Regions from separate parts of the Homo sapiens genome. Here all the other regions are linked to region 3. The links are chromatin contacts, found by Hi-C or POLR2A ChIA-PET in ENCODE. All regions are on one chromosome and are shown on one strand. The core of a region is the stretch at or near the end of the contact, and the rest is flanking DNA. Distances in the headings are between cores, read along the strand shown.

Region 1 (2,700 bases), core at 170-2,669, 1.5 Mb after region 3:
AGAGGAAGACTGGCCAGTATAAACGTGGCAAATAGCCCTGTCACTTCCCATAAGTTCTGTAATCTCCGTGAGCTTCCATTTTGCCTTTAGAGTGGGAATAATAAAACAGACCTCATACTTTTGTGTGAAAGCGAGGGAACTGCAAATCTCCTGCCCCTAGTAGCACTAATAATTGTTAGCTGCTGCTTCTTAATATTACATAGCACCTGGAAGGATGACGGGCCTGCTTGCTAAAGCTGGCTGTGAGTTTGGGGTCGGCTTGAGGAGAAGAGCAGAGTGCAGGGAGCTTCCTGGAACAGGGCCTGTCTGTCTTATACTTTCACTCTAGACAGCCCTTTCCCGTTTTGGTGTTCAGGAAATATGCCCCAGATCTTCAAGGGCTTCACCGTCCCTTCCCTTTAACTAGGATTCAGATGCCCTCATCTACAGACGGTTCCGTCATAAGGCCAAAAATGATTGGATTCAAAGGATCTGAAAGATTGGTCCAGCCCTTTCTTTATTCTGATTAGAAACAGTCCCAGAGGTGACGTGATTTGCCCAAAGTAGCGCAACTTCCTGGAACGAGAAACCAATCCTAAGATTTCCATGTCGGCGTTCTTTCCGCGGTGATCGGGTTACCTCCCAGACATAGGATTTACTTTTGAAAGAAAAGGAGCGGTCACACGGGAGAGGCATTGAAGGAAAAATTATTTGAATTTGGCAACTGCTTGTGGTGGGGGGATGAGAGGTGGAGGGTGATAAAGCGCCCCCTCACACTCACACACAAATAATGTGAACAATTTTAAATTGCTTTACTTTAGGAGATCATGGATTTTCCAGGGGGGCTGAGAACTTACCTGTTTACCCAGCCAAGTTAACAATACTCTGCATTGTTTACCTAACGCAGAGTAGGTACTGAAGAACTATTTGTCGCACGGATGACTGCATGACCGGATGCATCCCATTCCATCATAGAGTCAGATGAGGATTTGCAGAGCCAAGCCCCACCTGGGAGGCATGTTAAGTCCTTTCCAGTTCTTCTCAATTATGGCTCTGCAGTGAGTATCTTTTGTTCATAAATTCTTGACTGCACATCTTGATTATCTCCTCAGGATATTTTCCTAGAAGTGGGATTACTGGATTGAAGGGGATGCACATATTTAAGATTCTTGATTCCGAACCCCTCCAGCAGTATAAAAATGAGTCCGCTTCCCAGCAAGCTGGCCCAAACAGGCTATTATCAGGCTTAATTTTTATTTTTTATTTTTGTGCCCTCCTAATAGAACAAAAATCGCATCTCGTTTGGTTTGCATCTCTTTGGGGACTAATTAGATCGAGATTGAACTAGTTTTGAAGAAACACTCTAAGGAGTCCAGAGAAATCCTGTGTGGGGCAGGAGATCCATGAAAGGAGGCACATCCCGCCCACTGAGGTGAAACCAAAGGGCTTCTATTGTTTGGTGTGATTTAACCTTAAGATGGAAACATCTGAGCCTTGCTAGAGAGGCTTCCCCGGAACAACGGCTGGGGGTGGGGAGCTGTGACTTATCAGCTTCCCTATGTTTATTTTCATTTCCTGATGGAGAGTAAATCTTATAAACAAATGAAAAACCTGTGGACTTATCTTTAAAGACTACAAGGAAAAGGGGAACTGGGCAAACTATTGCAACTCAAAGTCGTGGAAAGGCAGGAGGGGGAGTGGGGAATTTAGAAAGATATTTCCAAGAGATGGCAGATAGGTCCCTGGGGGCCTGTGGCCAGCCTGGAGAGGGAGAGACCAAGCCAGAGGCTGTGGAAAGCTCTAGAGACTTTGTACTAGAAAGGCTGCTGTTGGTGGCAGAGCTTACATGGCCAGGGATCCCGGAGGACCTGGAAGGGGTTTTAATGGACTTTTGAGAATCAAAGTGAACTGCCAGGGACAAACAAGAGTGGCGAGGAAATGGAAGCAGTCATACCACTCAGGCTGGAAAATCGCTCTAGGAATGGCAAGAAGGTAGGTGTGGCGTTTTCCAAGAGAAGAGGGTGATGGTCAGCTGGGAGCTTTCCTTGACTATGAAACAAGGAAGACTTCTCCCCCATCCAGAGCCAGGAGCTGTCCCTGCTCTTCACTTAAGCACTGGGTTCTTTTACAAACCGTACCCAGGAGGATGACTGATTTACAAATGTTTATAGACAATTTTATTTACTAATCTAGCTCTCACTCTCAACTAAATTTATAATCCTAATTATAGTCATCAGCATTTTCTTGATAACAAACCTACAGGATTTTTTTTTTTTTTTTTTGAGACAGAATTTCGCTCTTGTTGCCCAGGCTGGAATGCAGTGGTACAATCTCAGCTCACCGCAACCTCCATCTCCTGGGTTCAAGTGATTCTCCTGCCTCAGCTTCCCGAGTAGCTGGGATTACAGGCATGCGCCACCACACCTGGCTAATTTTGTATTTTTAGTAGAGAAGGGATTTCTCCATATTGGTCAAGCTGGTCTCGAACTCCTGACCTCAGGTGATCCGCCTGCCTCGGTCTCCCAAAGTGCTGGGATTGAGCCACTGTACCCGGCCTACAGGATGTATTTTATAGTTGTTTTTTAAAACTTTGTGGAGAGTTTATTTTCTTGATTGCTTTAAGTTCCCTATTAAAGTCTTAAATTTAACAATTGGCTTCTAACAGTTTAGTAATCTATGAATATTTTGTACCGCTTTATTTATTCTAAAAGGGCTTAAAGT
Region 2 (2,700 bases), core at 99-2,598, 1.2 Mb after region 3:
TTATTGTTGTAATTTTATATTGCTATATTGTTATATTGTGGGCCAACTGTACCTTTAAAGTTCTTTCATAAATTTAACAAAGTAGGCATGCTTGGTAACTGTGAACAAAATAACAGAAGTCTTCTGTCTTCAGGAAGCTTATATTCTAGTGGTGGGATAAAGCAGTTAACAGGGCAAACACAGTTTTTGCCTTTATGAAGTCTAGCCAAGAGTTCTGGGGGTTAATGAATTTATAATTGTCTGTGGGCAGAGATATATTAATACAAATTATATTGACTACTCTATTTCATTAAAGATTGTTGTATCATAAAACAATGCAATCAAGATTCAGGTTTTTTCCTTTAAAAATACTGTATGCATTTAATTGTAATAAAAGAACATCAACTCCTAAATCTCTTTCTGTAAAAGTATCTGATGGTTCGATTTTACCAAGCCTAAACTGAAAAGATTTGCTCCAACAGAAAAACACCTGTGCAATTGATCACTAAGATTTGTTTAAAAATATATATATATAGAAAAACACCCGGATTAGAATAAATGAGAATGAGGAACAACTTAAACACAACTTATACACCCAGTTGTTTGGGGACCTCGGATCTCTTCTGCATAAATGTTTTAAATGGTCTTAAATCCACTAAAGTATTTAGGGGTCAAAAATCCAAATCCCCACAAGGGGCTGGACATCATAAATGAGTGATGCAGGCTGGCTGTAAAATAACAGAGGGGCTGTGGCAAGCTGGAGACTGTTTTCAAACAGTTCAAAAAGGCTAGGCAGGACATGCTGCCAGATCCTCCGATTTCTCAAAATCATCAAAAAAATCTAGATATTGACACATTAGCTTCCACCTTTTTTTTTTTTTTTTTTTTTTTTTTTGAGACAGAGTCTCTGTTGCCCAGGCTGGAGTGCAGTGGCGTGATCTCGGCTCACTGCAACCTCCGACTCCCAGGTTCAAGCGATTCTCCTACCTCAGCCTCCCGAGTCCTGGGATTACAGGGGCGTGCCACCACGCCCGGCTAATTTTTGTATTTTTTTTTTTTTTTTTTTTTTTAGTAGAGACGAGGTTTCGCCATGTTGGCCAGACTGGTCTGGAACTCCTGACCTGAAGCGATCCTCCTGCCTCGACCTCCCAAAGTGCTGGGATTACAGGCGCGAGCCACCACGCCCGGCCAGCTTCGGCTTGTAAACATCAGCAACTCATTCAAATATCAAAACACAGGGCAGGTCAAAATGCATGTCAGGTCATACATAGCCTGTGAACTCAGCGTAGACTTCCAGTGGGTGTTAGTTACCCCACATCAGTGTCCTGGGATCGTAGGGGTCTCTCAGGGCCTGGTATCCCACTAGACTAATTGTTAAGCAGTACTAGGCTGTCACTTGAATCACACAACGCAGCCTAAGTTTAAAGGTAACGCAGAGCAAATAGAGATTATTTGGGATTTGGACCCCATGTCATTTAGATCGGCGCTTCCCTCTCCCGTCCCAGCACCGATGAGGCATGGGTTATGAAGTATGTGACTGTGGTGACCACTTGGTATTTCTCTTAATGAGAAGGAGAGCTGATGGGATGAAAAGAGTTACGTTCCACAACGGGTAGACGGCGGCGTCATTTTCCTCCAGAGGCGGGGTGGAGTCGATCTTAAAGGGGCAGGCACCGTCCTCCCTGTCTCCTTACCTAGCTTTGCTGACACCGCCCTCGGAAGTAAAGCATAGGGCTCGCCTGTCACTCGCCCTGGCGACTGTTCCCGCTCATGCTTTACATTTCCGGGGTCCCGCTACCAAAACTGAGCCACGCTCTAGCAGAGCGCCGCGGCCCGGCAGGGGGCGGGACGGACGGCGGCCCCTCGCGGCCCCGCCCTTTTTCCCAGCAGCGCTTTCTTTCTCCTCCACTTTCTTAAAGGGACAGAAGCGCGAAACCAAAGGGCGCCCTGACCTCACCTGGAAAATAAGGGAACGTTAAATCTGTGTGCAATGTTTGTAGAATTTTGATTCCTAAAAAGTTCATTCTGAAACTATGCAACACCTACTATGTGCCAGTCGCACTTCCAGGCACCGGGCATAGAGTGGTGAGCAAAATAGACACCGTATATTTAAAAAAAAAAAAAAAAAAAGACACAGTATAAGCCCTCTGTGCTGCCTACATTCAACTGCGATTAAATCATAATGAATGTCCTTTCTTTTCTAATAATTCATAAATTCACTAGCAATTTATTTGCAGCCTATATCACTCGAGTCTGGATCTACATATATCCACCTTTCAACTGGACCCACATCCCACTGGCCCCTCAACTCAACACTCAAAGTTAACTCACCATCTGACCTGACAACAATTAAAACCTGCTCTGGCGTGCTAGAGGGGGGAAAACGGTCCAAAACTAAGAAACAGGAAAATCGTGTTTCTGCATTTTAGTTTGCAGTTTGAGAAATGCACTGGCACCTGCCTGTTCAAAATTAGAATTTGTCGCTTGGGTTCTGCGCTCCTGCCATGGGTGTGACAGCTTTCTGTCTTTCCATGTAAACTGGAATCTTTAGGAACTACTACAAGGAAAGGAAACTTTGTGCTTCCAGTCAACAGCCCCAGATGCAGCCTTATCATTTCTTTCTTAGTTGAATGGTGTATTTGCTACATTCTTGTTGATAAGCTATACACCTTGCATTTCACAGTATTCTGCCTTAGATTTCCTGTGTAATAACTGATATAA
Region 3 (2,700 bases), core at 61-2,560:
TGTGTCTAAGCATTCAGTGTGTGTCTAAAGGCAGAAGGGTGTGGGTAGGAAAACAAAGACGAGGGAAGCTGCGTTCTCCAAACACTTCAGACTTGAGTAAGTGGGGTTTTGCAGCAATTGAGTGATTTGAGGGAAAGTGAACATACAAACCCAAGCAATCAAAGGGAATATTATCTTAATACCAGGGATACATGTTTTTCTTTCTGCCTCTTAAGTCCAAAGAGGCAAATCAGGACAAGTGGCTTTGGTTGTAAACTTTAAGGTCAAGGATCCTTTCTGTTGAGCTTAGCTCTCAAGTTCTCAGTAGTCAACTGCGGTGAAACATAATTAATAGCACGATAAATACAAGTTGTGGAAGATTCGATTGAAAGTTGGAGGCCCTCTCCGTGGATCTCTCTACAAAGAGCCTGTAATAAAGAGGACTTAATCAACGTTAGCAGGGCTATTTAAAAAGCATCGTCTATTAAAATTCATTTCTTCTCTAGAGCCTCTTGTTGGAGTTTCTCTGTGTGGGTGTGTTCGTAAGAGAGGAATGGGTTAGCAAGAGTACTGGGTACAATTTGTGTATCCAAGAGAAAACAGAAGCTCTCAATGAGGAAGAACATATGTTTCTGGGACTGCATCTGTGCAAAAAGTACATAGTCCTGACGTTGTACTAAGAAAAAAAACACTCTCTTTAGAAAGTCTTTTATTTCACACGTTATCTTCTTGGCACATTTCCCTCATATTGCCCTTTCCGCCTGACCAAATAGCCCTTTCTCACCCTCAGGTCCAGGAAAACCAGGAAACGTTTCCAACAGTGCGACAAAGCCTGACTAACCAGACATACTACTCGCTCGGGGATCCCGGAGGCAAGCCTCAGTCCAAGAACAGGAGTGACTCTCGAGGGCTCACCTGCCTGCAGGGCAGCCCCTCCCTGCATCGAGCGGAAATCCATCCTGTCCAGCGCGGGGCGTGGGCAGAGCGGGGCGCGGCCCCGGCAGGCGGTATCCGCTGGGACTCCGACAACGTGCGCGACCCCAGGCGAACCGCGCCCCTCTCCCCACCTCCCCGCGGGCGGGTACAAGTCTCCAGGTGTCCGCGCGCTCAGCGGGTCCGGCCCGCCCCCGCCCCCGCCCCCGGGCCCGACTGCGCGTGCCCGGCCGGAGCCGCGCCCCCTCCTCAGGGAAGGCCGGGCGTCCGGCCCACGAGGCCGAGCTCCCCCCCGGCCCGGGCCTCTCACCGGCGCGGGGGGCGGGCCAGGGGCGGGGCCGGACTCGAGCGGGGCGGGGCTCGCGCCAGCGCCCCCAGCTCCGTGGCGGCTTCGCCCGCGAGTCCAGAGGCAGGCGAGCAGCTCGGTCGCCCCCACCGGCCCCATGGCAGCCCCCGGCGCCCCAGCTGAGTACGGCTACATCCGGACCGTCCTGGGCCAGCAGATCCTGGGACAACTGGACAGCTCCAGCCTGGCGCTGCCCTCCGAGGCCAAGCTGAAGCTGGCGGGGAGCAGCGGCCGCGGCGGCCAGACAGTCAAGAGCCTGCGGATCCAGGAGCAGGTGCAGCAGACCCTCGCCCGGAAGGGCCGCAGCTCCGTGGGCAACGGTGAGTGGAGCCCGCCGCTCCCCGGCGCCGCCCCCTGCCCCACACCCGGTCACCTCCTCCTATCCCGCCCTCACCCCGCGTGCTGGGAGTGCGGGACCCCGTGTTCTGCCCACCTGTTGCTCGCCGTCTTCGGTATGACCGACTTGCTTGTGGAAAGCACTCTTTTCCATAACCTATTACTCAGCTTTGTCATATAGGTACCTATGTATATTAAATATTGTACATATCTATCAATGTTAACTAACTCACTTCAAGATTTCACCCCTTTCTTTTTCTACTCCGCCGGTCCGCGCCCCTCACTGGTGCGGACTTAATTTGAAGGTTCAGGGAGTCTATAAACACCTTGAGATGCTATGCAGAATTTTTGGTGTGTACGATCTTTTTCTGGGAGAAGGAGCCCTTCAATTTTATTAGATTTGTTAAATAATTAATGACCCCCATAAATATCTTGGGGAAAAAAACCGACAGCACTGGCGCTCCTACAACCTATAAATTGGGATTGTGCTGTCTTATGCAAGTACTTCGGGGCGCTCCACCCTGTGTGGGAGGCGAGTGGTGGATCTAGGGAGTGAAGAAAAGTAGTTAGGAGGCTTTGGTCCAGGGAACAAACACGCCGAGGAGGAGGTAGGGGACTTTGGCCCTGCCGGCAACAGCCGTGCCCGCCTAGCTGCGCTTCCTACCCCCACCAGTGCGGGCGTGATGCAAGTCTGATCCCTCCAAAAAATTAAACCCGAAGGTGAAAGGGGTGTAAGCACACACATGCACACTATGTTCATGATTGATAGACGGGGGAGGTGGAAGGGAAAGAAGATGGCAAGCCACTTGTGAAAATTAGAGATCATGATGTATCCTTTTCTCCCCTGCTGAAGTCAGGTGATGGGATCAACTCAGTGACCCTTGTTTTACTTCTTGTTGCTGTGTATGTGAGTTTGCATTATAAAAGCACTATGTTGGCTTATAGCAAAAAGAAGAGGAAAGAAATTGAGCAATTAAGTTGGAATATCTGTTTCCTGCAACGTTCAGTTGTTTCTGTATGAAGTAACTTGGGCATTGGCGAATGTAGGCTAACCCATTCTAGTTTCTATTAGGAAAACAGAAAAATTCTAACAGGCCAGACCAGAG

Evidence for each region. Hi-C counts contacts between places; a loop is a spot of excess contacts on that map. ChIA-PET counts read pairs that join two places held with the same protein, here RNA polymerase II (POLR2A). Pooled maps may share reads with other maps.
Region 1: a loop to region 3 is called in a map of Caco-2, with 7 times the contacts of the local background. The contact joins the promoter of LINC02387 here to the promoter of PKP2 in region 3. A Hi-C loop is called at or near these places in 1 of 168 maps with a recorded cell type or tissue (Caco-2). POLR2A ChIA-PET finds 5 or more read pairs at or near these places in 1 of 52 experiments (OCI-LY7).
Region 2: a loop to region 3 is called in a map of ovary, with 5 times the contacts of the local background. The contact joins the promoter of ETFBKMT here to the promoter of PKP2 in region 3. A Hi-C loop is called at or near these places in 1 of 168 maps with a recorded cell type or tissue (ovary), 4 of 37 single-sample maps with no recorded cell type and 5 of 50 pooled maps.

What each region holds. Positions count from the first base shown.
Region 1 is chr12:31,368,020-31,370,719 of GRCh38, reverse strand. It overlaps LINC02387 (long intergenic non-protein coding RNA 2387), which reads left to right and starts at 1,419. Exons shown (of 2, transcript NR_146469.1): 1 at 1,419-1,971. RefSeq lists an enhancer at 1-378.
Region 2 is chr12:31,658,336-31,661,035 of GRCh38, reverse strand. It overlaps ETFBKMT (electron transfer flavoprotein subunit beta lysine methyltransferase), which reads right to left and starts at 1,348. Exons shown (of 4, transcript NM_001135863.2): 1 at 1,247-1,348. RefSeq lists enhancers at 1,401-1,560, 1,478-1,979 and a silencer at 1,681-1,990.
Region 3 is chr12:32,895,387-32,898,086 of GRCh38, reverse strand. PKP2 (plakophilin 2) reads left to right here and starts at 1,310. Exons shown (of 13, transcript NM_001005242.3): 1 at 1,310-1,578. The coding sequence starts at 1,356. RefSeq lists silencers at 902-1,001, 1,202-1,311.